Linked DNA regions of Homo sapiens: region 1 is linked to region 2. The links are chromatin loops, found by intact Hi-C in ENCODE. Cell type or tissue: heart left ventricle. All regions are shown on one strand. Each heading gives the region's core, and the rest is flanking DNA. Links, peaks and the distances in the headings are about the cores only.

The links. Peaks named below come from ENCODE experiments on the same cell type or tissue, not always from the same donor. Only the 100,000 strongest peaks of a DNase experiment are listed, where the experiment ranks them.
Region 1: a loop joins it to region 2, with 12 times the contacts of the local background. A loop is called at or near these places in 8 of 110 quality-filtered maps.

Annotation. Positions count from the first base shown.
Region 1 is chr9:121,774,242-121,782,558 of GRCh38, reverse strand. DAB2IP (DAB2 interacting protein) reads right to left here. Exons shown (of 16, transcript NM_001395010.1): 13 at 8,147-8,299; 14 at 6,168-6,361; 15 at 1,008-1,095; 16 at 1-228. The coding sequence ends at 61. Among named protein-coding and RNA genes, the nearest start is that of DAB2IP, 130 kb to the right of the region's middle. RefSeq lists an enhancer at 1-964. In heart left ventricle, for the core only: no CTCF peak of the experiment used is centred there; no DNase peak of the experiment used is centred there; H3K27ac peaks cover 2,778 bases.
Region 2 is chr9:121,695,766-121,704,082 of GRCh38, reverse strand. It overlaps DAB2IP (DAB2 interacting protein), which reads right to left. Exons shown (of 16, transcript NM_001395010.1): 3 at 4,625-4,758. Among named protein-coding and RNA genes, the nearest start is that of DAB2IP, 48 kb to the right of the region's middle. RefSeq lists a silencer at 4,537-4,616. In heart left ventricle, for the core only: a CTCF peak has its summit at 3,774 (motif pointing left); DNase peaks (open chromatin) are centred at 3,222, 3,752, 4,692, 5,252 and 1 weaker place; H3K4me3 peaks cover 2,917 bases; H3K27ac peaks cover 2,543 bases.

The DNA of each region.
Region 1 (8,317 bases), core at 51-8,050, 79 kb before region 2:
CCTGCCCTTGGCCACCATAGTCCCCCTCTCCTTGGGTAGCTTCCTCCCTCCTCAGGCAGGTTAACAATTGCTGCTGTTTCTGAACTCGCCGTTCTCAGTAATCTGCAATTTGGTGGGGTTGGTGGGGGAGATGCCGTTACGGGCTTGCATGCTGTACCTCTCTTTCAGCTGGGTCAGGGCACTCATGAGGCGGGCATTGGCGGCATCCAACGAGGCAATGCGCTTCTCCTGTGGACAATGGGGATGTGAGCGGGGGTCATGGGACAGGCTCCTTAGGGCTGTGTATACCTACGACAAGCATCGGGGAAGGGGGTGGCCTGGAGATGAGGGTGGCAGGCAGGCTCCGGGCTGTGAGCAGCTGGCAAGAGAAGGTAGGCAGAGGCCTCTGCAGCATCATGGACACAGCCTCGCTGCCTGCTTATCAGCCCAAATGCAGCAGCTCTAGTGCTGTCTATGGGCTGCCTGCGGCCCCTAGGGCAGGCACCCTTGCTCACATGTGTGTGCATGACACACCAGAGGTCACAGCTCCTGGTCTGTGCAGTTTACAGCCTGAGCAAGGCCCAGCCTACTCCTGGGTGAGTGAAAGGAAAGCGGTGCAGCCCTGAGTAAAGGAGGCTGGGGCCACAGAGCCTTTCACGTCTCCCCTCAATGCAGCCCGGATGCCATAGTTGTGAACGAGAGCCCCACTGCTCCCTCTGACCAGCCTGCCTTCACTCCTACCCCCACTGCCCTCCTGGTGGCTTCCACTCTTTGGTCAGCAGTCCTGGTGAAAGACAATGCCCGCCAAGAGCCCTGGCAGGGGAGGAGCTGCCTCTCTCCTTTCACAGCCTGTCCTAGTGAGCTTGTGGCCCACTAAGACCACAGGTCTGACTTCTCAGGGCAGATTCTGGTTTCTTATTCCCCTCAGTGTCTGCAGTGAGGTATGACTGAGGATGGAGAGGCTAGTCACCCCTCCTAATCCCAGGCCCTTTAACTCTTGTGGCTGACCAAAGGGCCGGAGCCCCCACCTGGGCATCAATGATCTTCTGTTTGGAGTCCACAGCCGCTTGCATCTCTGCGTGGTCCTTCTTCAGTTCTTCCTCCACGGACATCAACCTATAGCCAGAGACAGAGACAGTCAGACTGGCCCTGGAGGCAGCAGAGGTGGGGAGGGTGTGAGAACAAGCCCATCACCCCCGCACACAGCAGGGACACACTAGGAGAGCCCCTCCTTGGGTCAGAGACTTGCCTCCCATACTTGCCTGGGGCAGAGGCCCTCCAGCCGACTCCCAGCAACTGACACTGCTGGGCCTCCTTCCTCACCTCCACATCCCACACTCGCTGCTCCTAAAGCCCCAGAGGCCCCCGGGCTGCCCCTTTCCCGATGTTCTTCCAGGAGCCAAGATGGGTGGAAATGGGCATTAGATCTTCAAACCCCTAGAGCTAGGCAGGTGGTGGAAAGACGAAGGCCCTGAAAGGCTCTAGAACTTTTTCCACCCTGCCCCCGCCATCTTCACAAAGTTGTACGCGAGGTGCCAAGATGAATGAACTCTAGTCCTTTCCCTCAAGGAGTTCACAAGGCAGGAGGCACGAGTAACTAACTACACCCTGCACGGAGCAGCTGCGCTAGTGGAAAGCTCAGGTCCCTGGAACAAAGAGCAGGAAGCAGTGACGTTCCCTGGAGGGTGGGCTGGGAGGTCGCACATCAGTAGGAGACATCTGAAGGACAGGTGTGCAGGCAGAACAATGAGCAGTAGCTGGGGGACATACCACCCGCGGAAGCTCAGTGGGCAGGAGGCCGGCTCCGTCCTGCTGCTCCCTGCCTGGGAGCCCTCCTGGCCCCACCTGGCTGGTTCCTGAGACACTCTCACTGCTGGGCACTCCCACCTTCCCACTCTCCTTTGGCTTTGAGACCCCACACTCTCTGGGTCTGCCTGTCTCCTAGATGCCTTGTCCTGTCTGCCTCTGGACATGGGGGTCCACAGGGCTTTGGCCTCAGCCTCCCTTCTCCTTGCTCCACACACTCTTAGATGAGCCCTCCACTCCCAAGGCTTCTCTCCATCCCTGCCCTCTTGATTCCTCCAGCCTAGAGCAGCCACCGCACACTGGGCAAGCACTTAGCCCACTCACAGAAGACACACAGGGAGCCACTGTGCCGGGGCCGGTTCTGCACGGGACTGTAATGGGGGCAGCAGGGCAGCAGTTCAGGGAGCACTAACTGGGAGGAGCGGTGGTGGCGGGGGGGACCCTCCGGGGCAGGTTCCCCAGTACAGGAAGGTATCACTCTGAGGAAAGCTTGTGCTGGGGGTGGGGTGGCAGGAGGGTATTTGTTTTATTAAGGAAAATTAGATTGGAAGGAGATTGTATTTACTCTCTTGTCTTAAAAACAAATAGGGCCGGGCACATTGGCTCACGCCTATAATCTCAGCACTTTGGGAGGCCAGGGAGGGAGGATCACTTGAGACTAGGAGTTCAAGACCAGCCTGGGTAACATGGCGAGACCCCATCTCTTTATTAAAAACCAACCAAACAAACAAACCAGAAAAATGGACACAATACAGGCAATGCAGTACAATAATTTCTAGGAGAACAGAAACCAACAAGGAGAGCCCAGTGAACGGCCTGGAAGCAGAGGGAAGGCGGAGTCAGCAGCCTCACTGAGTTGAGGAGACAGGCAGGTCAGGAAGGTCAAGAGGTGTGGGATTTGCAGGGCAGAAGCCAGAGAGGAGCAAGAGGCAGAGAGAAACTCCACATAGCTCCCGAGTGGGGGTTCCCCTTGTGTCTCTGACTGAATAATATCCGCATGCAGATGAGAAAATTACCAGGCTAGGCAAGAACCGTCAGAAAGGAGAACACGAAACAATCGCAGAAGCAGTTCATGTTGTACCAGTGAGAGTGCAGTGACGCACCAACACTGGGAATCACAGAGGACCCGGGGAAGGAAACCCCCTCAGAGCAGGGCCACGTTAGGCCAAGACTAAAGGCTCTGCAGGACGCAGCCTAACAAAACTTAAAAGGAAACCCTGAGAGGATTGAACAGATTCCAAGTAACCTCACTGTCTCCCAGAATAAAGCCCCCAGAAAGGATTTAAAGGAACACAAAAACATTCAGCACCTCACTGTGAGATTCACAATGCCTGGCATCCAACCAAAAATTACCAAGTATACAGAGAGAAGTAGGAAAACTCATAAGCAGGCGGAAAATAAATCAGTAAAAACAGACTCAGATGTCACAGATGATAGAATTAGACAAGGACATGAAAACAACAAGGTATTATAAATATATTCTACATGTTTCAGAAAACAGAAGTAAAAGCACAATGAGAATTAAAACTGATGGAATTTAAAGCAAAATGAAATTCTAAGAGGTGAAAAATATAATTATCTGCTGTGAAAAAATACTGGATCAGATTAATAGCAGGTTACACACAGAAGAAGAAATAATTAGCAAACTTGAAGACATAGTCATAGAAACTATCAAAGAGAAGAAACAGAAAAAAAATGAAGAAAGAAGATAACAGAGCATCAGTGAGATACGGGACAAAATGAGTCAGCCTAATGCACGTGTGCTAGGAATCCCAGAGAAAGAAATGGGGGGAGGTGGGACTGCAGACATACAAATCCAAGACCCAAGAAATTAGAAGAAAACCACACCAATGAACATCACAATCCAACTACTGACAACCAGTGATTTAAAAAAAAAGTATCTTATAAATAGCCAGGGAAAACAGATACATAAAGTACAGAGGAACAAAGACAATGACAGACTCCCTGTCATTACAGCCTCAGGGTGAGGGCCAAATCTGGACCATTGCCTGTTTTTGTAAATAGCCATCTCACACAAATAGTTCTGCTGTAACAGCAGAGCTGAACAGTTGCAATAGAGACCATATGGCCTACAAAGCCTAAAATACTTTTGATCTGCTCCTTTGTAGAAAGTTTGCCAATCCCTGCCCTAGAGCAACAAAGAGATAAAGCTAATAAGTCAATAGGAGAGAAAATGGAATCATAAAAAAATACTCAGTCCAAAAGAAGGCAGGAAAAAAAGAACAGATGGTACAAATAGGAAACAAGGCAACAGATTTAAATATATCAATAATTACATTAAATGTAAATGGTCAAAACACTCCAATAAAAAGGCAGAACCATTTAGACGAAAGCAAGACCCAATAGTATGGTGCCCGTAAAATAAACCCACTTCATATATATAGATGGGTGCTATGCTCTGAATGTTTGTGTCACCTTCTAAATTCATATGTTGACACCTAACCCCCAAGGTGATTGATTATCTTAATAGGTAGGGGTTTTGAGAGGTGATTACATCCTATGGGCTTTGCCTTCAAAAATGGAATTAGTGCTTTTATATTATACAAGAAGCCCAAGGGAGCTTGCTCACACCCCCTACAATGTGAGAACACAGCAACGGTGCACTATAATATGAAGCAGAGAGTCACTATACCCTGAATCTGCTGGCATTTTGATGTTAGACTTCAGAACTGAGGGCAATACATATTCTGTTGTTTATAAATTACCCAGTCTAAGGTACCTTGTTATAGCAGCCTGAATGGACCAAGACAATGAGTTAAAAGCAGGAGGATAAAAAAAGCTATACCATACCAACACGAATCAAAAGGAAGTTGGGGTGGCTACATTAATAGCAGACAAGGCAGATTTCAGAGCAAAGAATATTTCAAGGGATAAAGAAAGTGATTTTATAATGACAAAGAGGTTAATTCAACAATAGTACATAAACAGCCTAAATGTATATGCACCTAAGAATAGTTTCAGTGTACATAAAGCAAAAACCAGTTGGAATTAATTCAACAATAGTACATAAACAGCCTAAATGTATATGCACCTAAGAATAGTTTCAGTGTACATAAAGCAAAAACCAGTTGGAATGAAGGGAGAAATAGAAAAGCCAGTAAGGATATGGAATACTTGAACACTATCTACCTAACTGACATTTACATTAAGGAGGAAATATTCCAGGATTGGTTAGTAGAAACGAACGTGTTAAGCAAGTCTCTGAATTCAGAACATGCAAATATCAGAGAATACACACAATGTAGAGAAGGCAGTTAAATTGAAAAGCATTTCCATTCTTGGAAACACACACAAGGTGAGCCAAGAGCAGAGCTGGAGAACAAGTGAACAGCAGGTTTCTAGCCACCCTGGTTTCACTCATGTTAACTATTTCATAATGAACCAAACTACAAGTAAATGGAGCAAACAACAGTCAGGAACAGAGAAACAGGTGGTCTAAATAGGAGGAATCTGGGAAGGGCTTATGTCATAGACAAAACATGGAGCAGAGGCCTTCCTGGCTCTTGCACACCTGCTTGGTCTGTCCAGCTGATGGGGTCTTAGACCAGGCCAATTCAAACAAGACACACTGTCTCTCCTCCCGTGCCTGGTATTACTGAGAAGGAAGTAAACTCCACGACTGGGACCCTGGGGTTGATTGTACTCCCTGCCTGACACCAAGGTAGGGATGCCCTACCCATAGGCAGAGCCAGAGACAGAGATGGAGGCACCAACATGGGGCCTGACATAAGCCTTCAAAAAGATGAGAGTCAGCATTAAAACCCGCTGTTCCTCTGAAGCCCTTTCCCAGATAACCCAGGCCCCTTAAAACTCAGGATATCAGACTGGCACCATCCCCCTCTCCCTCCCCACTCAAACCACTCCTCTTAACAGTTCCCAGCTCAGTAACTGGTACCCTGATACGCCCACACCCAGACACTCTTGGTAGGAATCTGGGGGCTACGCTGTGTCTTCCACCTTCATCTACTATACGTAACTGAGACTCATTCCCACTTTTCTTACCCTGTATTGGGGTCCTCCCTGTCTTTCCTGGCACCCCCCAATCCAGCTTCTCAGCGCCCCTGAGAGTGCTTACTAAGATGGTATGGCTCCTTGTAGAGGCTCAGGCCCGTCGGGAGCCAGCTGTCATTGGTCCAGCCTCATCCCCAGCTTTGTATTCTGCATGGGCTGCCCACCCTCCAGGCCACCTCCTGCCTCCAGGCCTGTGCTCACGCTGCTCCCACTGCCCAGACACTCTCTTCCCTCCTCTCTCCACATTCAGCTTATCCTTTGAGGAGGCTCCCCGACCAGGGGCCTCCTCGAAGGCAGCGATGGCTGCCCTGCCTGTGCCTGTGGCCAGGCCAGGCAGGTGTGGGCCCCACCTGCTGATGATGCCCTTCATCTGGATGTCCTTGTCCTCCTGCTGCCGCCGCAGCCGCTCCTCGCCCTCCTCCAGCCGTGCCTGGTACTCCAGCACCAGCTTCTGCGTCGTCTCCTCCTGGCACTTGAACAGGGTCTCATACTCCTCCAGCTTCTTGGTGGAGATTCGCAGCTTGTCCTGCAGCACCGCCAGGTCCTACCAGGAGGGCAGCGTCCACGGGCACAGCACCCAGGACACAGAGAGCACAGCTTCGTCAGCCCGAGTGGGAGGAAGGGTAGGAGGGAGCCCCACTTGAAAGGCCCCAGTGGCTGTGACCCGCCCACTTCACATAGCAAGGAGATGCCCAAGGAGCCCAGCTGGTGGGGGCTGCAGCCAGACGCGTGCCTGTGCCCCACCGTGGGGCCTCCACTCCAAACTCCCAGCCTGACCTGTATGGCTACAGCGGGGATGAAGACTTAGACCCAAGTCCCAGGACTGAGGGTGTAACTAGGGCTTTGAACTTTTATATGACAAAGGTTAAAAAACCCTTGGATACATGAAGGACATGTGACAGCACCCTGAGAGGTGGGAGCTCTGCAGGAGGGGAAACTGAGGCCCAGACAAGGTGACCATGTCACATGAAGAGCGACTGACTAGCAGGGTAAGATCCCAGCTTCCCAGCCTCTGTTTGAATCTAAAGCCAGGGGGTGGCAGTGGCATGAGGAAATGGAGAGAGAGAGAACTGAAAGGCAGGTGGTCCAGGCTCTGGATCTGCCTCAGTCCAGCACAGACCCCAACCATCAGGGAGGAGCAGGGATGTGGACGAGGCTGGGAAGCGGCGTGGCTGCAGAGAGGAGTCAGGTGCTCTGCGCTGAGCGAGGAAAGGCCAACGCCGGGATCGAGAGGGGCCAGACGCCATGAGGACACAGGGATGCAAAAAGCCTGGAGTGAGGCCAGTCCTCCTCACTCCCCAGCCAAACTCTGGCTCTGGGAGCACTGTGTTCCCTGTCCCCCGGTCCCCTTCATGTAACTATGGTGAAAGCAGGTGGATGTAGCGGACCGGGGATGGTGGCGGTGGCAGGATGCAGCATGGAGACGGGCCTCGCCTGAGGCCGGGGAGAAGGAGTTCTGCCATTCTGACCCCAATACCCTTGCTCGAGAGGTTGCCACAGGCTTTCCTGGGGCCCAGCGGGGCGAGAGCATCCAGAGGGGAGTGGAGAAGCGCCTGCCGTTCTGGGGCCTGCGCTGGTTCCTCCGTCTACATGGACTGCAGCTGGCAGTAGGAGACAAAAACTACCCCCAGATCCAGAGCAGCTGCCACAGCTGGAAGGCTTGGGAGACCAACGAAGCATCCCCTTGCCCCAGCAGATGGCAGAGTGTGTGGCAGAGTGAGAGTTTCATTTTTAGAGTAGATTCTTTTCCCGGGGGTGGGGAAGAAAACATCTCAATGGCAGCCTGACCCCACCCCCCAAGCTGGTAACTGCTGTTTCTTTCCCAGGCCCTGGTGGAGACCAGAGGGGTGAAGAGCCAGGCCGTGGGCAGGCACAAGCCTTGGGGGCCAGGCTGGGGTGGCTCTCCCAGCCATCCTGGGGACCCATGCCTCTGCCTCCTCAGGTACCAAGTTCCCTCAGGGGGGCTTCTATATGTCACTTGGGCACCCTCAGCCCTCAACCCCCAGGTCCTCAGGAAGCTCAACTGCCTCAGTTGCCTGGGCTAAGGAGCCTTCCCAGAGGTCCCAGGAGTCTGTATCCAAGACAATTCCCTGGTGATTCCAATCTGCAGATGGGAAGCCTCAGGTCTAAGCTGCTAATCCATCCCTCTTGTTGCTTTTCTTCCAGACCCCACTGACTGCTATTCTCACAGGGAACAGGGGCTCAGAGGTGACGGGCCCTTCACAAGGACAGCAGCACCCGTTGCTGGGGGACCTGGGGGAGAGACTCCTACCAGCTGCTGCCGGGAGGCAGCCCCGCCCTGTCCCGAGCCGCCAGGGTCCAGTTTTACCTTTTCTGCTTGGCTGAGCTCGTCCTTACTCCTTAGCCTATCCCTGTGGGGGGGGTCTGGGCCCAGGCCCTCGTCTTCTAACAACTGCGCGTTCATGGTCAAGAGCCAAGCGGCTGTGCGGTCCAGGGCATTGGGGCTCACAGGTGAAGGGCCCTACAATGAAACACAGCT
Region 2 (8,317 bases), core at 223-8,222:
AAATGCCTAAATGATTAAAAACAAGTATGACCCAAACGGAAGATGGAACAATGAACTTTTAAAACTGATTATTAAAACACACATGAGAGCTTTGCTTTCCCAGGTGTAAGCAGGAATCCCTAGGAAAACATCCTGTGCTCTAGGTAATAATGGCTGTTTCTTAAGTTTAAGGCAATAATGACCCATCTTAAGCTCGAATCACCTTACCAGGCACAGCAACATCTATTATCTCTTGAACCTCAGGATGAGGCCACATGATTGCTTATTATTCCCACACTGTGGATGAGAAAACTGAGGCTTACCAAGACGAGGTGACTTAACCCTACCAATATTAACTGAAAACCTATGACATATTAATCTAACCTCTTTCACACATTATTTAATTAAATTTTAGAAACATTTAAGAAATGTGCAAGACCCAGTGTTAAATGCTAAGAAAACAGCACTGAACCAGAAAATTTCTATGAAAAGTGTGCTAAATGTATTAATGTTAATGTCTTCAACAACATGATTATCATGATGCCCATTCTGCAGATGAGCAAACTGAGGCTGCAAAAGGTTACGTGACTTGCCCCAGGAATGCTTGGCTTCAAATCCAAAGATCACATACATCCCATGACTCCTGGCAATTGTCTAAACTGCACTATCATCTTGACATCACCACACTAGACAGACTAGTCCCCAAAAAAAGGACCAGGCCCTCCCTGTCTATAGTAGGGGAGGGAACAAGGGCAAGAAACACCAGACTTGGGTGCCCAGTCCTGCCTGCACTTACTGTCAGCAACTAAAGCAGGAAAATAGACCCTAACTTCCATTTCCCCTGTTCCTCATCAACCTTCCTCACTCTCCCTCCTCCAGGGACTGTCTCACCACAAGGGGCAGAATTGATTCCTGCCTACCCAGGTCCAGGTGAGGGTCCCTGGAAGCTGCCATCCCCAACATCCAAGTACTGTATCTCCTTCCCTAGTCCCTTATCACTTGGAATTCCACCATTAGTAACTTTCAGGTGTGGGAACGCCAGCCAGCACACACATACTCTGGAAGGGGGAATCGATCCCTAACTCCACACATAGCAGCCTTGCCTACCTGCCCCAGAGCTGCCTGCATTTATGAGCTAAGCTCCGCACCAGGATGACTGGGAAGAGCTTGATGGGGGTACAGACACTTTAGAGTAACTACTGTGGTAAGTTTAGACAGGTAGCATGCCAAAGGAAGCATATTCCCAGCAGGTGTGGAGGGCTAGAGTCACCCAGAAACAGCATCAGGAGAGAGAAGGAATGAGGAAAGCATAATATTGCCAACTGACCCTCCTAGCTCCTCAGTAACATTAATAAATAAATGAATGACTTGGAAATTATCCTCTGGGCTGACAGAACCACATCCTCTATATCACTTTTACCAACATTAAAACAGCCCTGTAAATGAAGCAGCAGCATTTCCAGTGTGCAAAATGAAAATGCTTTTGCCGGCACACCTTTCACCTGGAAAGCGCTCCAAGCAGCATGTGTTTGTTACCCAGGAGAAATGATCACCTGTCCTTGGTGCTTACTGCCAAAGCTTCTGAAGAAGAAATGAGTGTCTGAGGGACCCAGAGACTGTGGAGACCAGCTGGCAACCTCCCCTGAGGCCGTTTCAGAAGAATAAGTCCGAAGGCTCAAGCCTGTCCTACAGCCCCCAGCCCCCAGAGCCCAGCTGTGCCAACCAAGCACTGCCTGGCCTGACCCCAGCCTCACAACCAGATAGCAACCCTCAATCCCAACCAGCCAGGTTCGGCATCCCCACCCCTGAAACCGACTCCTTTTCCAGGGAGCCAAAAAAATCCCAGCACAGAACCAACTGGTTTCCAACCTCCAGATGAGAGAATTCCAGCGCAAAAAAACCACCTCCCCAACACAGCAGCTTGCGGAGCACGCAGACAGCATTCAACAAAGCCTCTTCAGCAGCCATATAAACCAGATAGATTCATCCAAAGTCAGAACTCAAGTGGCCGCCCCAGAGTGCCCTGTGCCGCTCATCTACACGGGAAGGCCATGGGGACCAGGACTCCCGCTCGACACCCTAGAAGCCCCCACCGTCCTTCCCACTCGTGTCCCACCCACTCACTGAGGCTAGCGTCTTGGCACTTACCCTCTCCCCAGCCAGAGGCATGGCAGCCAGTGGGGGTCCCATGGAGCCAGGACACAACCCTTCCTTGCTGCTAAACCAAGCCAAAGACAGCCCATCCTGCCCTCCCAGCCTTCAACATCACAACCACACCACATCAGAGCAGGGAGAGGCACTGCTCCACTCATCCAGGTTTGGCCATGAGCTGGGGGGCGGGCGGGGTCACCATAGTTGTTTTTACTCACTGAACTCCAAATAGGATGACTCCAGGGACAGCCCCAGAGAAATTTCTGCCCATCCATCCCAGCAGCAGCCGACGAATCTGTTCCTAAGCAAAGCAGCAAATCAGGAGACCCCAGTCCTGGGAAAGCCTATTTCAGCTCCAAGGCTGGGTAGAGAGATTTCAAACCCAGTCTTTCTGCCTGTCCATGGGAAATCTAGGCTCCCTTCCTGTGCCAGAGAGGCCACCAAGCCATATTTTGTTTATAGAAAATTAATAAGACAATTCCACACCGCTGCCAGTGACATTCTGCTCCAACCGCTACCGTTTCCTACTGTTTCCAGAAACAGGCTTGTAGTTTCACTCCCAACCCCCACTCTGCGCCCCTTCAGCATGTGGCAAGGCTGACCTGAGGCCAAGTGGGGCAGGACCCGCACGAGGTCGTCTTGGCCATGCCCCGACCTCTGGCTAGGGTGGCCAGCCAGCACTTGCCGGCTTCTAGGTACAGGCTTCCCGCTGTAAGGAGGTAAACATGACATGCATGCCGCCTGCTCCCGGGAGAGCAGACACACTCAGAAGCCGGACTGCCTGTTGTCTCTCCTGCTCCCCGGACAACCACCACATGCACACAAAACGGGGTACGTACACAAGCCCCCGCATGCGGGTGCAGAGGGTCCTGACCCCCGCCAAGGAAAGCGCGGAGAAGGGCATGTTCCTGGGGAAGACAGCCGAAGGCAGGGGCCCGGTGGAGGGAGGAAGGCAGCAAACCGGGTGGCCTGCCGCCCAGACAATAACAAAGATGGGAAGCGAGATTTTCAAAGACGCAGTGACTGCACCCAGCGCTGAGCTCTGGCCTGGCTGCATCTTCCTGCCAGGGCACGCCTGGTCCCCTGGGGCACCAGGGCCATCAGAGAAAGGCTGAGGGTCCCGCCTCAGGCTGGGCTTGGCAGCTGGGGCAGGAAACCAGCTGCAGGCAGTGGTGAGGATGCACTGGAGAGCGCGGCTCTGGGACGATGGAAATTAAACGTCTAGCCATTCTACTGGGAGGTGGAAGTGTTACTCTCCAGGAAGATGCTAGGGGTCAGTTAAACAGTCACTCAACCTTGGGCAGGAGTTGGGCTGTAACTTGTACTCCTCTGCCCGCTAGAACCAAGGGGGAGGGGAGAGACATTTTCATGCTACCTACGCCTCCCCTACAGGGAGTGCCAACACGGACACAGCCCTACGAAGGCAGATGCCAGTGGTCTGAGACGTTCGGGCTGAATGCTGAAAAGGCTCCTCGGTGCCTGCCCGTACTTTCACCTCCACAGGCTGGGCAGGGACATGTTCTAACTGGCACTGGAATCCATCACCATGCCTGTGCCTAAGTGGAAAGGTGCCTGTGGCTGGCACCACTCGAGGAGGACCTGGGCCCTGAGAGGCTGTGTCCGCCCAGTGCCCCCTGGAGGACAGGATGGCTTGCCCTTGCGAGCTGAAGCCTGCTCCCTGGCCAGCGTCTCCCGGCAGGTTGAACCACCTCCTCCTCCCTCTCCCCTTCTGCCCCACCAGCCACCTCCCCGCGGAATTTCCACACCTGCTCCCGGCTGGCCCAGGAGAAGGAAACAGAAAGCAGGAGACACCCCTGAGAGTGGAGAGGTGAGGGAAGGAGAGAAGCAGCTGCCTAGGCTGGAGAGGAGATGGCCCTGGCTCCCCAGCCTCAGGCTGTGCCCCCAGCTCAGGGCCTGGGCACTGCCCGCTCTGCTAGCGCCAGCCCCCAGTGGAGCACGCGCCCTACTTAGAGCAGATGTGCCCCCTAAGTGGCCCAGCCCCCTGCTCCTCCCCTCCAGATGTTCACCCTTCCCCTCACCACGGGCAGCGCCCGGTCTCGGCCAAACCCGGCCGAAAATGCCTTTTGTATCTGATACCCAGGGGCTCCCAAGGCAGGGGGATGGGTCCTGGCGGCAGAGGCCCCACTTCCGTCCCCGGTTCGGGCACCGCACGGCCCGGGAAACAATGCCCACCTCGGACAGGCGAGGCAGGACTTCCCTGCGAGGGGACTTCGCGCCCGGCCTCGCCCGGGCCGCCGCGGGCACCCTCTGCTCTCCTCTCTTCTACTCACCTAACCCCGGAGGGAGGCACAGGGTCCTCCCCTCGGGCCCCCTAGTCCGGCCGAGGTGGCCCCATAAGTTCCCGGCGGGCGGCGTGGGGTCCCCCCACCGCCGTGTGGCTCGCCCCGGGCCGGGCTCGCGCTTTGTCCCCGCGTCCTCAGGGGCGCAGCCCGGGGCGGCGGCGCGGGGGACCGGGCGGCGGCGGCGGGCTCACCTCTCATTGTCCGCGGCGGCGGCGGCGGCGCTCCGGAACCCCGGCAGGATGTGGCGGAAGCTGTGGTTGCGGTCCAGCTTGGGCTGGCTCTTGGTGCGCTTGATGGAGCCCTTGAGGCGGCGGCTGAGGAAGCCCTGCGCACGGGGGGACAAGAGGGGGAAGGGGAGGCGGGGTTAGCGCGGCGGCGGCGGGCCGGGACCCGCGCGGGACCCGCACCCTTGCTGGGCGGCCGCGCGGCCGAGGGCGGGCCGGGCTCGGGCTCGGCCCCAGCAGCTCGCGGCCCGCGCCGCCCGCCCGCCGACCGAGCGCCGACGGCCCGGCCCGCGCAGCGCGGCCCAGCCCACCCCGCCCGCCACGTCGCCCCCGCCCCCTAAGCCGCTGTTGCCTTGGCGACGCCGAGCCGAGCCGCGCCGACCGCGGCCGAGGCTGCCCGAGCCCCCCGGGCGCCGGGGCGAGGGGGAGTACCGGGACGAGGGGGCGGGGCTGCGGAGGGGCGGAGACCCCCGGGGACCGCCAGGGCCGGCCGCCCCGCTCACCTCCCTGCCGCCTCCGAGCTTGTCCTCCCCGTGCGAGGTCACACCCCCCACACCCACCTGGAGGAATCCACGCCCCCCCACCCCGTCGGGGATTGACAAAGCGCCTTCCTCCGCTGCGAGGTCGCTGCTCTCCAGCCCTCGGTGGTACCGATGAGAGCGGGCGCGTGGTCGGCTGAGGCGCCGGCTGGCCTGCGCCTGGCAGTGCCCTGGCCACTTAGACCCCGATTCCGGGCGACTTTCCTTCCCAGAGCGGCAGTAGCTTGATGTCAGGGTGGGGCCCCTCCCCGGAACCGTTGTATGTACCCCAGCAAGGACAACCACCTTGCGGGACGGGATCCCTAGTGCTCAGCTCAGGGAGGGGCCCGAGGGGCTGAAGGGTTTGCTGAGTATCCCCATTAAAAGCTTCAAGATTTGGGGAACCTTATTCACGCCATTTATCCACCTAACAGGTTGCACTGACTGAAAACAGAGCTTAATCCCCCACCTCCCCCATCCCAAGAGCTCCTGGTCTAATGGCAGAGACAGAGGAGACAGGCGTTCAATACACACAGGTCAAACCAATCTTCCCTTTACAGGTGACGGGATAGATGTGGGGGCCCCAGGGGACACAGCCTGTGTCCTGCCGGGCTTGGAAACTACAGGCAGCTTGAGGGAGAGGAAAACTGGAGGAGGGGGAGTCCTCTAAAGAGGGGGGTGTTCTGGGGGCTCACCCACCCCAGTCTCAATTCCAGGTGGCAAGTGGGATATTAATTTAATTTGAGGTTAATGTACATAATCCAAATACCACATTCCATCCATCACAAAATAAAGGGTCAGTTTGGCAGCCCTCTCTGTGTTCAAGAGGAGCAGTGGATGTTTGGCACAGGCCCTGGGCTGTATCTGTCCATCTTCAACATGACAAGGTCAAACATGGGCTGTACAAGTCATCTCATGTCACCCGCACAGACAGAAAATGACAGAAAAACATTTGCTGCAAATGAAGAAGCTTGCTCAGACAGGTAAAGTGACTTACCCAAGGACACCCAGCTTCCGGGCCTGGCTAATTCAAGAGCTTTCAAGATTTCCCTTTTCCTATCTTTCTCCTTCTGCCTTTTCCTCCTTCCTCAGCCATTCATATCCACAGGAGACATACCCCTGTGGCCACCTGTTGGGATTCTGCGTGTCCTTCAAGGCCCAGCTGAAATGATACCTCACCAGAAGGCCATCCCAGGCAGTGGAGTCCAAATGCCTCTCACCTCTGCAGCCTGGAATTATCCATCAGGGTATTCTAATCAGCCGCCACAAATATCTCTTAGGTATTAGGGGCTGCAGGAGGGACCCTTCTCCAGAGGCATGACCCATAGACAAGGCAATGCTTAATGCAGAGGGACCCCAAACGGTGGCAGGTCAGGAGAGCACTAGGCTCTCCAGGACACATGGCATGGAGGCAGAGGCCTGCACCTCTGCGTGAGCTCTGAGCTCTCCCAAACTCTGCCTCTTGCCAGCTATAGGAGAGGGGGCTGCACCTGGCTAATTTGGATGGGTTCTCTTCTCCCAGGGGTTGTGGTCAAGCAAGTTATCCCAATGGGCTTGTACCTTTTCTTGGTTTTTATTTTCTACACTGATGAAAATTTCACAATTTTTGCAATCTTGAGGTATGAAGAACAAAGAAGCATGTTTCACAATTTATGTAGCTCATTCTGGAGCAATATTGATGGCTTTATCCTATTTCTGAGTTTAAACAAAAAAGTTTTCTCCCGTCTAGGAGGTTTGATGCACATGTGCCACTTCCTCTTCCCCACTCCACCCCCTGTGACTCTACTTAATGTTCCTCTGACAAGCAGCCTCCTCCTTAAAGCCTACTCAGAATGGTAACTCCCCCACCCAAACTGACAATGACCTTGGGGACTCCTAATACCCTGTCATATTCACTCTTTCACCTTAATGAGAGCCATTATGTGCTAGACACAGTGGCCAAGATAGCCATGAACATTATGGAGTGAGCAGTATATGGATATTCAAGAGGTCAGGGAGCTCAGATCATGGGAAAAGAGATTCTTCCAGGGAACAGAGAGTGTTCCCGTTGACCCACCCACCGATCACATCACACATCCACCTAGAGACCTGTGTCCCCCAGAGAACTCAGCTCAGGACCCTGCATATGACAGACTTAACAAATACTCATCATCTTGGAAAGCCACTGCCAGAAGGGGACTCAGATGCAAAGGCTGTATTACAGGGTGACTGGGGACCAGAGTAGGGAAGGCCCTTCCCCAAGATCACAAAGCAAGGTTAATCAAGGACCGTGGACTCCAGTCCTCTGCTCTGCTCTGCCCAGCCACACAGCTTGTTGCTCTCCTTCATGGGGGTGGAGGGCCAAGGGCGTCCTCTCCCTCTTCGCCAGATGAAGGGAGGCAAACCTTTTCTGCTGTCCCTTCAGAGGCAGCTCCTGGGACTTGATTTCTGGAGGCAGCTACAGCCCCTAACTTGGGAAGAGGGGCTGACTGGTCTTCAAGTCAGAAACTCTTATTCTAGACCCAAGACAACCTTTAATTGAGGGGCAGTGGGCAAATCATTCAGTCAAACAGGGTTCTTGATACCCACTTTCCGGGACCGCAGTGGAGCCCACTGACAGCCCAGTGGCTAAGAACCAAGTCAAACCCAGCTCCACAGACCCCTCACTGCAAGAGAAGACAGCTAAGGCCCCTTGCCTCTCTCTGAAGTGGGTGGGGGGCTGCAGTGAGGATTAAATTGGCAGATAAAAGTGGATAAAGTTGCCAGGCATGGTGGCTCACGCCTGTAATCCCAGCACTTTGGGAGGCTGAGGCGGGTGGATCACCTGAGGTCAGGAGTTCAAGACCAGCCTGGCCAAGATGGCAAAACCCCGTCTCTACTAAAAATACAAAAATTAGCCGGGCGTGGTGGCACGAGCCTGTAATCCCAGCTACTCGGGAGGCTGAGGCAGGAGAATTGCATGAACCCAGGAGGTGGAGGCTGCAGTGAGCCAAGTTTGGCCACTGCACTTCGGCCTGGGCAACAAAACAAGATTCCATCTCAAAAAAACAAAAAACAAAAACAAAAACGAAAAACTGATAAAGCTCTAGGCTCAGAGTGTAGCCGACAGTAAGTGCTCAACAAAAGCCATGTGCAATTCCCATATACATGTACAGGACTGTTA